Linked DNA regions of Homo sapiens: region 1 is linked to region 2. The links are chromatin contacts, found by Hi-C or POLR2A ChIA-PET in ENCODE. All regions are on one chromosome and are shown on one strand. The core of a region is the stretch at or near the end of the contact, and the rest is flanking DNA. Distances in the headings are between cores, read along the strand shown.

Evidence for each region. A loop is a pair of places that touch in the nucleus more often than their neighbours do. ChIA-PET counts read pairs that join two places held with the same protein, here RNA polymerase II (POLR2A).
Region 1: a loop to region 2 is called in a map of vagina, with 9 times the contacts of the local background. The contact joins two enhancer-like sites. A Hi-C loop is called at or near these places in 1 of 168 maps with a recorded cell type or tissue (vagina). POLR2A ChIA-PET finds 5 or more read pairs at or near these places in 2 of 52 experiments (MCF 10A and naive thymus-derived CD4-positive, alpha-beta T cell).

What each region holds. Positions count from the first base shown.
Region 1 is chr9:81,593,679-81,599,993 of GRCh38, forward strand. All of the region lies in intron 14 of TLE1 (TLE family member 1, transcriptional corepressor), which reads right to left. Among named protein-coding and RNA genes, the nearest start is that of TLE1, 93 kb to the right of the region's middle. RefSeq lists enhancers at 1,512-2,207, 2,208-2,901. Within about 2 kb of position 4,660, at least 7 of the 41 ENCODE cell types and tissues checked have a DNase peak (open chromatin) inside an H3K27ac peak, as active enhancers do.
Region 2 is chr9:81,028,312-81,034,927 of GRCh38, forward strand. No RefSeq gene overlaps it. Among named protein-coding and RNA genes, the nearest start is that of TLE1, 660 kb to the right of the region's middle. Within about 2 kb of position 3,745, at least 4 of the 41 ENCODE cell types and tissues checked have a DNase peak (open chromatin) inside an H3K27ac peak, as active enhancers do.

The DNA.
Region 1 (6,315 bases), core at 3,410-5,909, 570 kb after region 2:
GATGAAGCCCTTAAGAACTAATAATAATTAAACAGAGTAGATATATTTCAACAGCAAAAACAACCTCCAAAAAAACAGCTTTCTAAAAATACCAGTTTATGGTATGGACTTCAACTTTCTCTTGCTTAAGGAAGAGAAAATAAGAGATTATCTTATATGGCTGTAAACAGAGATTTTAGGTTTCCTACTCAACAATCTTCCTTGCCTACCTTGGTCAGGAACGCCATTATATAAAACAGCAAAGTGTGCAGCTAAAAAACTACTCTTCCCCGGTCTCCTTTAGCCCAGCCTGCCTATGTTCTGACCAATGAGGTGTAAGAAGAAGCTGTTGGATGGCATTTTGAGGAAGCTCTGAACTTGAAAGAGGGGAGAGGGATGGGGGATATGGGAACTCTCTGTAACTTTCCACTCTATTTTGCCAAGAACCTATAACTGCTCTAAAAAAATAAATAGGGAGAGAGCATACTTGCCCTCTTCTCTTCTTCCTTCCCACTGCCTGAGCTAAGAGCAAGATGACTGGTGCTCCTACGGCCCCTCTGGGCCACAAGTTGATTTCAAAGACAGAAATCAATTGCTGGATAGCAAAGACTTGGAACCAACCCAAATGCCCATCAATGACAGAATGGATAAAGAAAATGTGGCACATATACACCATGGAATACTATGCAGCCATAAAAAAAAGGATGAGTTCATGTCCCTTGCAGGGACATGGATGAAACTGGAAACCATCATTCCCAGCAAACTAACACAGGAACAGAAAACCAAACCCTGCATGTTCTCACTCATAAATGGGAGTTGGACAATGAGAACAATGAGATCGCGCCACTGCACTCCAGCCTAGGCGACAAGAGCAAGACTACGTCTTAAAAAAAAAAAAAATTATGCACATTCTACTTTGAAGACCACTACTTCCACTTTCTTAACTTGAAATCACTAAGAGAGCTAGAAGTTCAAACCATAAACAATAAGTGAAGTATGCACTGCTTCCTCCTTCCCATTACCCTCGAGAAAGTCTGGGCCCTTTCTGGAGCTTGTCATTGGCAGCTTTAAATATAATGTAAACACCATGAGTACTAACACAGAGCTTAAATTTTCATTTTAATACAAACTCAAATTTTGTAAAGTAACTTAGCAAGCACAAAACTGAAAACCGATTATGCCAGGTCTCTAGCACCCTGCACTTAAAACCCACATACATTTGCTTGAAAATAAAATGCATGCTATTATCTTCCCTCCATAAAAGCAAAATATCAGACACATGAAGACTTTTAAACTTCCCCTCCACTCAATCACAGGACATAATCTCAATCTGTTATCTGCTGGCAAATTGGTTCCAGTAACTAATAGTAAATAGCTTTTTGGCCCAAATCCTTAATGTTACTCTTAATTTGAATGAATAAGCACGTATAATGGGAACCATGGAGACTGTCCTGGGGAATAAATACACATATAAAAACAATATAGCTCAAAGCCCTCACATCACCAAACCACTCAATCTCATTTTTTATCCAACAGGATTATTTGGTGTCCTTAGCAATATATCGAGTCCACATGATATTTCAACATGCACATTATAGTTAGTTGAACAGGAACCTATGCCACTTATTATGGGATACTTGGAGTCATAATCAAATAGCATTTTGTTGCCCTTGAAGACTGCCACAGAACTATGGGAGTTTAAGTCTATTCATGTCCTACAAGAATTCTAGGCTTTGAAGAATGCTCAACGAACAAAGTCCAGTAGCCAAGTTCTATGACTCAGAATCAGGCTCCATACTCTGGGTCCAAAAACAACAAAAAAATTGCCAGGTGATACTGAAGAAATGACAAGTAAATTTCCATAAAATTAAACAATTGAGGCTGGGCGCGGTGGCTCACGCCTGTAATCCCAGCACTCTGGGAGGCCAAGGCGGGCGGATCACGAGATCAGGAGATCAAGACCATCCTGGCTAACAGAGTGAAACCCCATCTCTACTAAAAATACAAAAAAATCAGCCGGGTATGGTGGCGGGCGCTTGTAGTCCCAGCTACTCGGGAGGCTGAGGCAGGAGAATGGCGTGAACCTGGGAGGCGGAGCTTGTGGTGAGCCGAGATTGTGCCACTGCACTCCAGCCTGGGCGACAGAGACTCTGTCTCAAAAAAAAAAAAAAAAAAATTAAAAAATAAAAGTAAAACAATTGAGTTGCACATGATTTAAAGGATGGTGTTTAAGATGGAGAAACTGCTTCTCAAAGATCTCGGTGCCATGAGAGAAATTACACATGTGAGGATTAGTTTTTCTCTGTGTACCACAAATCAAGCTGGGCGCCTCCAGGTAAGGCCAGGTTTCCATGAGGCACCCTTTCATCAATCTCAGATTTTTCAGAGAAAGGAGATTTTATCTTCCTCCAACTGGAAGCCTGCTTATCATAGAGTTAAATGTTCCAGATTAAATAGATGCACCGAGTAACAGACGGGAGATCTGTCTGCTGATCTTTGGAAGACACCCACTTCTCTCCCAGGTGTCCTCTTCTTTAAACTGCACAGGAGGCCTGCGATCATCATATGGAGGCAATTTAAAATTGATTCACAATGCAGCGAGCTGCTGTCAGAAGCTGTGAACACTCATCCGTCCCACGGGAAGCCCATATGGATGTTAATACATCAGTCACAGGGGGCCTCGCAGGAAGCTGGTGCTGCCTGCTGTGCTGGAGAGCCAAATCAAATGAACACGCCAGAGCAACACAAAGGGTGGATGGGCCTTTAGGAGGGATCAACTGGAAGGAAAAAACCAGGGGAGGAAATTATTCACCTACAATAATAACAGAGCTTTTTCAATAAAAGGCCACACTGAGGGCTCATCATGACCATGGTGAAGGGATCCCAGAAGGAAACTTAACTTTCTCTACTGGTTGAGGAACTAGGAAAAGTAAAACCAATCAGAAAGAGGAATGTATAAACAGATAGTGAGCATTCATGAATATCGCTCACACCTGAATTCAGAATGAAGCCAGATACAAAATAATGGACATGGAAATGACCGCATTTCTAGAATTTCGAACACAGGCAAAATTCATCTGCAGTATTGAAAGTCAAGGTGGTGGTTAACCTTGGTGACTGCAAGGGGCATGGGAGGGGTTTCTGGGCAATGATCCTGCTCTGTTCCTTGATCCAAGGGCTGGTTACACAGGTGGCTGCCTTTGGTGAAAAGTCACTGAGCTAGACATGTATGATTCATGCACTTTTCTGTATGTGTATGGTATTCCAATATTTAAAGTTTAGATTCATTTACTTATTCAAGAGGAAGTCGAGGGGAAGGCTCGTAACCAGTTAACACATTAGATTAGGTCCACAGGCAAATCAAGTGCCCAAACTTTGCTGTTAAATGAACCTCTCTCTGGTTCTCTGGCTACGTCAACTGCGGTCTTGCCAATCAGCCAGCCTGCAGTCTAGAATGTGTCTGTTTCGTGATCCATAAGATAGGAATAATAATAAAACACAGAGGTCGCAGGGGTTGCTGTAAGGATTAAAGTGGTAACAGCTGCAAAACACTTAACACAGCACTTGACACCTGCAGTGAGTCTTCAGGAAATGACAGTATTGTTATCGCACCACCACGACTTAAAAAAAAGCCAAGTGAAGATACGTTGAATTGAGGGCTTTATCTCAACCAGTGGACAAGTATGTGGGTCAGGGAATGCGGAAAGGGAGGAAGACGCAGGGTGGGGATCAGGAAAGCACAAGGGCAGTGATGAGGCAACAAAAAATACAAAATTCTTAAGTCATCAAAGGTGAGAGTGGGGGAAATGGCAGTTGGCAAAGACTAGAACAAACGCCCAAAGAGTAGAGATGGACGTTTGGATAGAATCGTGGCAAACTGCAGGGCAGACAGTCAGTCCTGGATCCCTCCTTAGGGGCCATACAGCGAAGCCCACCTGCATCTCAGAAAGCCTCAGAACTGAGACCCAGCCCCCACCTAGCTTTCTGAATCAAGCTCCTACAGATCAGGATCGCTTCTGCTTCTGAAGTCTGGTGTCAGAATCGAAAAGAATAAAGCCCACTCGACTTCACAGATGTAAAACATGAATGATATAAAAACCCATTAAGAGCAAGGGGCTTTTCATTTACTGGGCACACAGCAGAGGTGAAGGAACTAAAAGCAAAGAGTCCCCACCGGGCTCCTTCGCAGCTGTGGTGAACTGGAAAACAAGACTGTGTTCCAAGGGGGCAGGTTGTTTTTTCCTAGCAGACCAGGCTCCTGTTAATAAAACTATGCTGTGTTCTGTGGTCAAAGGAAAACAGGTGTTTACAGGGTTGTTGGTTTCCTGGAAATAGGAACTGCAGTGGCAGAATCAAGTAAACAATAATGAAGAACCACAGACCCCAGAGAGGACGGCTGTGGTCAAGCCCCGCTGCCTACGGACTTGGCACTCTGGATGTGAAATTGTTAGCTATATTAACAAGGATCAAAAATCTGATCGTGTCAAAAACCTTCATTCGCTCTTCAAGCTCTTTAGGGCTCATGAAGCCCTTTACAATTTAGTGCCAACAAGTCTTACTTCATGTGACCTTAAACTCCCAGCCACACAGGACAACAGGCCAGTCCCCTAAAATATCACATGCTGTCACATCTCCAAGTTGCGCACAAACTGTTCCCTCCCGCTAGAACAGCACCGCTTCCCTCCCAAGTACACGCCGCTTCCTCCCTCCCTCTGCCTGCCACGAACTCCCCAGCCTTGATGATTCTTTCCCAGGGTCCTAACCTTTCCTATTAACCTCTCTAATAGTACTTCTCATATGGTGAACATTTAAGTCTTTCCGATTCCAGAGTTCTTCAGGGGCAGGCAGAAGGTTTCACCAGCCAGCACTCCATCAAAGGATCAGAACACCACAAGCTGTCTACTGTTACCTAATCACTTATATATTGAGGAAAAGTTGCCCTGGTAAGGAAAATCTGCTAAAATAAGGTGGGCATTCCTCTCTAAGCCCCTGGGTTATGCCAGCCAACTTTTCCCAGGCAACGTCTAGCAATTATACCAAATGTCACTAAGAGATGGTAGCAGTTTCCTAAGGGGGAAAGGCAGTCTCTAGACAGCTGACTTAGACCACAGAAAAGATAATGAAAGCAATGACAATAATGAAGTGAAATCCATAGCTTTCCCCTAAGCCAGCTAAATCCAGTGGATGCTGGGCCCTTCCCAAGTAAGCTGTGGCAGAAGCAACCAGAGGTCACATGGAACAAGCTCCATCCTGCATCTGGGCCCTGGAAAGCAGGACCCACACAGTCAAGTGCAAGAAGTCAGAAGGCACAAGCAATTGCTTCAGTTTAATGACCAGTAACATGTGGGCACCAAGCCTAACTAACTTGAGCCTCATTTCCCCATTTTTACAATGTGCCCTGACAAAACTTAGCCTATGAACAGGACTGCTGAGGTGTGAAGTAATGAAGCCACATGGGAAAGTACTTCAAGAAAACTATGAAGCGCAATATAGTCAACCTTTGTTTGCCACATCACAGGAGGGGGCTCACTATCCCTTACTGTTTAGAGATGAGGGAAGGTGGCACAGGATAGGCTAAGTAACTCGCCCATAACCACGGCTAGTAAGCGGTAGACCAACTCCAGCTCAGCCCAGCTGCAAAAGTGGAGCTGTTAATCTTTACCTTAGCTTCCACATCAGCACTACCTGTGACGTTATCCCCTCAAGAGGGATAACGTGGGACCCACCAGGACAAAGACACCTACCCCACACATCGTGAGCAACATAAGGCATGTCGACATCGTGAGTGTGACTGTGGGGGCTGGGGGAACCGGGCTCCTTATGGAATGGATGAGAATAATGTAATTTATGATTCCAGAGGATACTCTTAGCCTGAAAACTAATAAAGGCGGTGGCTGGGAGGAATAGTGACATGGGGCTCATAAGAAAATCAGTCTTATTATTCTAAGACTTTAGAAGAAAGTATAATTTACCTGCTATGGGTAAAACCTTCCTCTGTCAATTTTTTTTAAGGGTCTGCACATCTAACCCATGACATCTACAAAATTTTTCCAGTTTGGCCATTTGCGTATTCTTCCAAATAGAAAATATGCAGAACAGGGTATAATTCCCACCTTATTTGGAAGACAGCATTTCTGTGTTAACGGAGGGCTTTATTAACAACTAACTTGAAAGTAGCAAACTTCAAAGCATTAGGTTGGGAGACTCTTTGTTTCCTTATTTAGAGGCATACACTCTATTTTCATTTATTTTTTTTAAAGGCAAATACAAAACTTCTTAAAATGGATATGTAAAAGAAGATTACAAGCAAAGAAAACAAGAAACAGATGACCTAAG
Region 2 (6,616 bases), core at 2,495-4,994:
ACATAGAAAGTCAGTAAATGTGTATTAATTGACTTCATTGAAAAATCGAGAAGAGATTTGGCTGGAAATTAAGGAACAAGAGTTCTTGACCATTATTGGAAAGGCTTAATGACTCTCAGCATGTCACTTTACCTCCCTGGATTTTAATATCCTCCTTCATTAAATGAATTAGTATTAAAATGTCTCTAAAGTTCCTTCCAGTTCTAAAATGTGTGACTGAACTTACAGGGGCAGAAAAGACATCCTTCAGTACACCCGAAAATTCTCCTCTCTGTGCAGAAACACTGGTTCTTTGAATGTCAGGGACTGGAACAGATTGCGCATTGTCGAGAAGAGAGTCACCCTCAATTACTCATCAATGGTGGAATTCTTTGTGGTTTACTCTCACTAACCTAGTGTTTCCTTAGTACCACCCACCTAGGTCCAAGGGGATATACATGTGTCTGAGTATGTGTGTATTTTTGCCTCTCTGACGACATTCCAAGACTAATATAAACACCTTTTAAATTACCCATTACTCTGTGTCACTTCTCTCTTCTACCAGAAAGAGGTTAGCCTATATTTACATTTGAATTTCTAATATTCTACCCTTTCCATCACCTTTTTCTTTCTTAAATACTGATTTCATCTCTTCTATATGTGGCCCAAATTTCAATATTTCTTTAAATTTGTATATTGGCATAAGTGTCCTATACTTATTTAATATTATATTATATTGAATTATATTTTATTGTAATTATAATTAAATATAATGAATTACTTATTTAATATTTAACATAGGTAATATATTCTATTAATATAATTAATTTTAATTATTAATGCTATTGCATAAATAGAAAAAACTCAAAGAATATATCACAAGAGATTAACTGGAAACAAGATTACGTGTGATTTTTATATTTTTCTCTTTGCGTTTCTGTTTTTCTACAATTTTATGGATTGCATACACAATAATTATATATGCATTCACCCATATATACACCTTAGTTACTTGAACCAAAATCAAAAACCTTTACACAACTCTTTATTATTCTTAACTTCACTTTACGAGAAAACATCTCTCGATACATAAAAAGTCCAGATAAATACATATAAATATACTCTAAAAACAAATATTTTAATATGTAAGTGGTTTTAAGTTACTGACATTAATCATTAAGTTAATAATAACCTTGATCCTGTGAGACAGTCAGAATATGCTCATTTTCAGCATAGTACACTTGCTAAGGCAGCAAAATGGAACAGAATACTTGAACAAGATTTTCAATGATCATGGGCAAAATAAAAAGACACAGTTAACCAGAATATTCAATTAGTCAGAATATATTCTTTAAACATCTATTAGTCAGGCAAGTTTCACTTTTCAGGGCCTTGTATCAAAGCTTTTTTTTAAATTATAAAAACCCATAAACAATGCTAATTATTCACATTTACAAATTAAACACCAAAGTCCATTCCCAGATTAAAACAGAATCTAAATTGATGTGCTTTTACCAAGACTTTATGTGATCATTATCCATCCCTTCCCGCTATTGCTGAACTTAAATGAGCCCCTCCAATAAAGCCTGTTTTACTGGGTATGCTTCCATAAAACATTCACATTTTATCATATAGTAAAGTTAGAATTTATGCTAAATATTATTTCCCTAAAGATAAATTCAAGTGAATCAAATATTAAATGATGTAGCAAAGAGTATTATTATAAAACTAAATTCCTGCAAATGTATTAATAGTCTTTAATGTTGATAAGTAAATGGCTGTGATGTTTTCTTTTTAATACTTCAGTCTCACTAAGGCTGTCAGTAAGCCTAATTCTCTCTCATTTCTGCCAATTCCTATTAGATACACAGAGAAGTACATTGTGTTTATGAGACTAGGGTTCCATTTTTACTAAGCATATAAAAGCTTCTATTAATCTCTCTTAACAGTTATTGAATTTGCCTTTGAATGTTTGCTAAAACAATGATGGACATTCATTAACAACAGGATAGACTCTCACAGTTTGCATATGTTAGTTCCAAAACTTTCTTCAATCAAACTCAAGCAACTAAAGGAAGAAAAATGTGTCAAGTACATAAAACATTTTACTCAGACTTAAAATGCTTTTATTTCAACTTCAATTTATTTCCACTAAGGCTTCAGTGGTAGGAAGGAAGATGGAGAATATTCATTTTACTGCCTTAACAAATTACCACAAATTTAGCAGCTTAAAGCAACACCCATTTATTAGCTGACACTTTTGTAAGTCAGAAATCCCAGCGAGTTCAACTGGGTTCTATACTCAGAGTCTCATAAGGCCATAATCAATGTGTCATTGGATGGGTCCTTATCTGGAGGCTCCGGAAAAAATATTTGCTTTTACATTTATTTAAGTAGTTGGCAGAATTTAGTTCCTTGAGGAGGTCAGACTGGGTCTGCCTTTTCTAGCTGGCTATTGGCTGCGAGGTGGGTAAGATACTTGTCTGCATTTGTTGGTGTGTGGCCCCTCCTATCTTTTAAATTAGCAAGACAGCATCAAATCCCTCTGACCTCTCTGATCAGCTGGAGAAAAAATTCTCTGCTTTTAAAGGGGTTTATGAGATCGGAAGACCTACCCGGTGGATAATCTCCCTAACTCAAGGTCATCTGTGCCATATAACATAACATAATCATGGAAGTGATATTAATACCTCATTATAATCACAGGTTTTGGGAATTAGCATGCGGAATGTTGGGTGGCATTTTTACAATTTTGCCTGCTGGGGAATTGGAAAAATTGAGATTAGGAGTATACGCAGGCTTTAAATGTCAGACGCTATAAACACAGAAGCCAGAGCAAAGATCTCTTTCTGGCAGAGGGACATTCAGGAACATCTCCTAATGTTAATCCCATACTGATATTAGAAAAGGAGCATCAGGCCTTAAGCATTATTTGCATTATTTGCAAGTGTCGATGAGCTTGGAATTCTTTTCAAGTAGATAAAGAAAAAAAAAATCAAGGGATCAAAGAAAGAGGAAACAGTGCAAAACTGGCTAAAGTCTCGCAGTTGAATGACTCCTGTTAGGGAACTCTGGGAGGAGTTATTAAAGATTCAAGATTGAGAAAACTGAGGTTCAGAATTAAATCCAATTCTGAAAACTACGAGATCATGGAGGCACTTCCTATACGACTTTGAGTCACTAGGGTTCAAGTCAGGGATGCCATTACAGAGTAATCAGGGGACGAGATAAGGTACTGGTTACTGAAGGACTGACTCGGAACAAAGCAAGTCAGCTGGTCTGGCACCAGGATCCCAGGTGTTCAGGATCACAGCACAATTAGCATCTCACCTGACTCAGAGTTTAGTCACTAATTTACTAACCCAAGGCTCACGGTACACCCACTTCCCAGGCCCTTGACCACTTTCAGATTCGGGGGTAGGGTTGGACACACAAGTTAGTGACCCCATCCAGATGTCACAGAACTGTCAATGTAAAGTCTAAATTCCTCTCTTTCATTCTCTCTTCTCCCGCTTTCCTCCTGTTCATATTACCAAATGCCATATGCCCAGCTTTAAAAGATGCTGAAAGAAACTCCCTTTTCTGATTACTGGAGATGCTGGTGCACACAGGGCAATAACAACAAGGTCAGCAGGTCTATGAGAACCCCAAAGGGGTGCTGGGGATGAGGAGTATTAGGAGAGGAAGGGAGCATACAGAAGGTCTCTCCAGGATTTTTTATTCATGCCTTTTCTCTCCTTAGAGGTCTTGTGGAGCACAGAGAGAGAGACCCAGGAGGCCTGAGACTTGCTGGGAGCCTCTCATCATGTAGATGAGTCATTAAAACACATTGCATCATTTAAGAATTACTCTTCAAAAATGGCCCTACTCCAAAATGCTCCCATTATTTTATACTGTCTGATTTGTAAAATATATTGGGTCAGGGATGGTGGTGTCAAAGTATTAAATTAAATTTGGCCAAAGGCCATCTCTGAACTTTGAGTCTTTACTTAAGGAACTACAACTGAACTTAGTACCTAGACAAACTGAAACCTAACTTAGGAGTACATTTTTGTGTAACAGATAGGTCTGAGCCAATCAGAAGCAGCTGAGCTTCAGCCAATCACAGGCTGCCAACGGATCAGATATGTGCAAATAAGGCAAAAGCCCAGCTGTAACCAATGGAACTATTTCTGTACATGACTTGCCTCTTCTGTCTATAAATACTCACGGCCCACTGGCAGAGCACAATTCTCTGAATCTCTTCTGGTTCTGAGTGCTGCAAGATTCATGAATCATTCTTTGTTCAGATAAACTCTGCTATATCTAATTTGTCTAAAGCTTCTCCTTTCAAAGATTTCATTCATTTCCTAGAATTTTGTAAAGCAAAATTGTATACCAAATAGCACCATGGCCTCCTACTGCAGAGTAAAGAATGGGAATGAACCTTTTACTCCGAGCACCTTTCCTGGGATTTCACATTCCTGATACAAAAAGCCAATAGATCCCCGTCCGGGGTCTGCTTTTGTGGGAAGTTTTTGTTGGTTTGTTTTGCCCCCAAGCTATTAAAATAGGTCATGTTTCTTTCTGGTTAACCATTAGGTATTACAACCTAAACACAATATCCATGATTGTGTTGATGGAACAGATGTGAGGACAGTGAGGGCAGGGATGGGGGCTGAGGGGATGGTTTGTCCCTGCAGAGTGCAAGAAAGAAACAAGAGGCCTGTGAGTTGTTTCTAGTAATTTGTGGTAAAGAGAACCCTGTGTCATGCTCTGAGACTCCAGGGTTTTAAGACAAGTGGTGTGCTGCTTCAGGGCATTTATGTTTAAAAAGCTCAGTGGAGCAAGAAAAGATAAGGAATACACAAAGATTAATTCTGAAGTTCTTGTTAAAACCAAACACTTTAATCCTAGAAAGAGACGGTGAGGAAGAAACCCTTCTTCTAATACACTCAGCTGAGTTCATTTTCAAAATTACCAGAAGGCTGACACATGTGGCAGGAAGGAGGAGGGAGGGAGATGTGTTTAAAACAATTCCTTTTTCTGTGAATCAAGTTTCAGTGTATCTACTGTGGCCATTGTACCTGTCAAACATTAACAGATCTATTTTTTTGGAAATGATCACTACGACAATTTTGAGATTAACTTGATGAATCAAAAGAACTAGAGAAAAAAAACTGTTGTAAAAATTGTGTGTGGAGAGGGGATATTTATTTCCTAGCATTTATTTTTTCATGCAGTTAGCTGTAAATGCAAAAACCAGCCAATAAGCAAGAATGGGTCATAGATGCCTTCATGAAAACTGAATGAAGGGTACACGCTTAAGACCAGTTCATGGCTTTGTGCACATGATTTTGAGGCAGTGCACATTTATTGCCCATGTTTTATAAATTCATTATGTTATTCTGTCAACATTTCCTCAACTGGAATGTAAGTTTATAGGGAACAAATGATGTCTACTTTTTATTCTTCACAAACTGATTTACTCAAGAAGGGAGAGAATAAGGAGATAAGGAAGTGGGGAAGAAAGGAGAAAGGGAAAGATGGGTGAGAAAAGCAAGGAAGAAACAGGAAGGAAAAGAGAGGAGAAAAGAGAGTACAGATTTGGGGATTCACTGTAATTTACCAAGGGAAATTAGAAATGCAAATGTCCATTGCTCTTTGATCATGTGCCTGCATGTTTTATCACAGGAGTCTGATCATGCAAAACTGGAGTCTACAACACAACAACCTTTCAGGGGTCAGCCTCCTAAGAAAAAAGCTTTGCCTTGTGTCAGTCATTAAATTTGGGAGCAGATTCTGGAAAGATCCCCTGAAGCATCTATATACAATTAGTAGATAGAACACTCTTTTACAGGGTGGCCACAGTAGAGCAGTCCATTTTGGAGCTTGTTGATTTAAGCTATAAACATGACCCGAGGGAAATTATGCTAAAGAAAAGGATTATTATTTCTTGATAGTAGCTCAAAGCCAGTGAGCCCCTAAAACAGACTCTGACATATGGCCTTATAGTATGTGTATTTGATATTTTATTTGCAGATGCCCACACAGTACAAACAGCAGCCTTCTGCTATTATCAGGCGACCATTGTTACAAAAGCACAACACATTGGTATATGCTTCACCTGCTGCCGAAGAGGTCCTTTGAGGAGAGAGATACAGAAGGCCACACAAGCTTGCTCCTGTTATCACCAAGTCTGAGAAAAGATAACTCAAGAGCTTAAAGTATCTATAATCTGTTCTGCATTTAGTTGGCATATTGCAGATATCTGCCCCAAATTTAATGTGAGAAACAGGAGAGTTAAGATAAATTAGGGGAGTATAATTATAAGGATTGCTAAGGAAACATCCAGGATATATTTAGATACTTTTGGAAGTAATAAAATGGATTTATGTCCTTTCCAGAACCAACCAGAGGCTTTGTTCAAGTCCACAGCTGCAAGCTGGTAGTATGTATATTGTCACTCTCACTTCCTGTACCTACTGTATACACATTGCTGCTTACCCATAGCACTCTCTTCCCCACTAGGGCAGAAGCAACTTCTAGGTCTTTTTTAAATAAAATACTCCTGGAAGCTTCCTCCAATCATTCTGAGTTGATCCACAAGTGAAAAATCTATTTGCCATCATTTGACTAAACCATAATTTCAGAATTC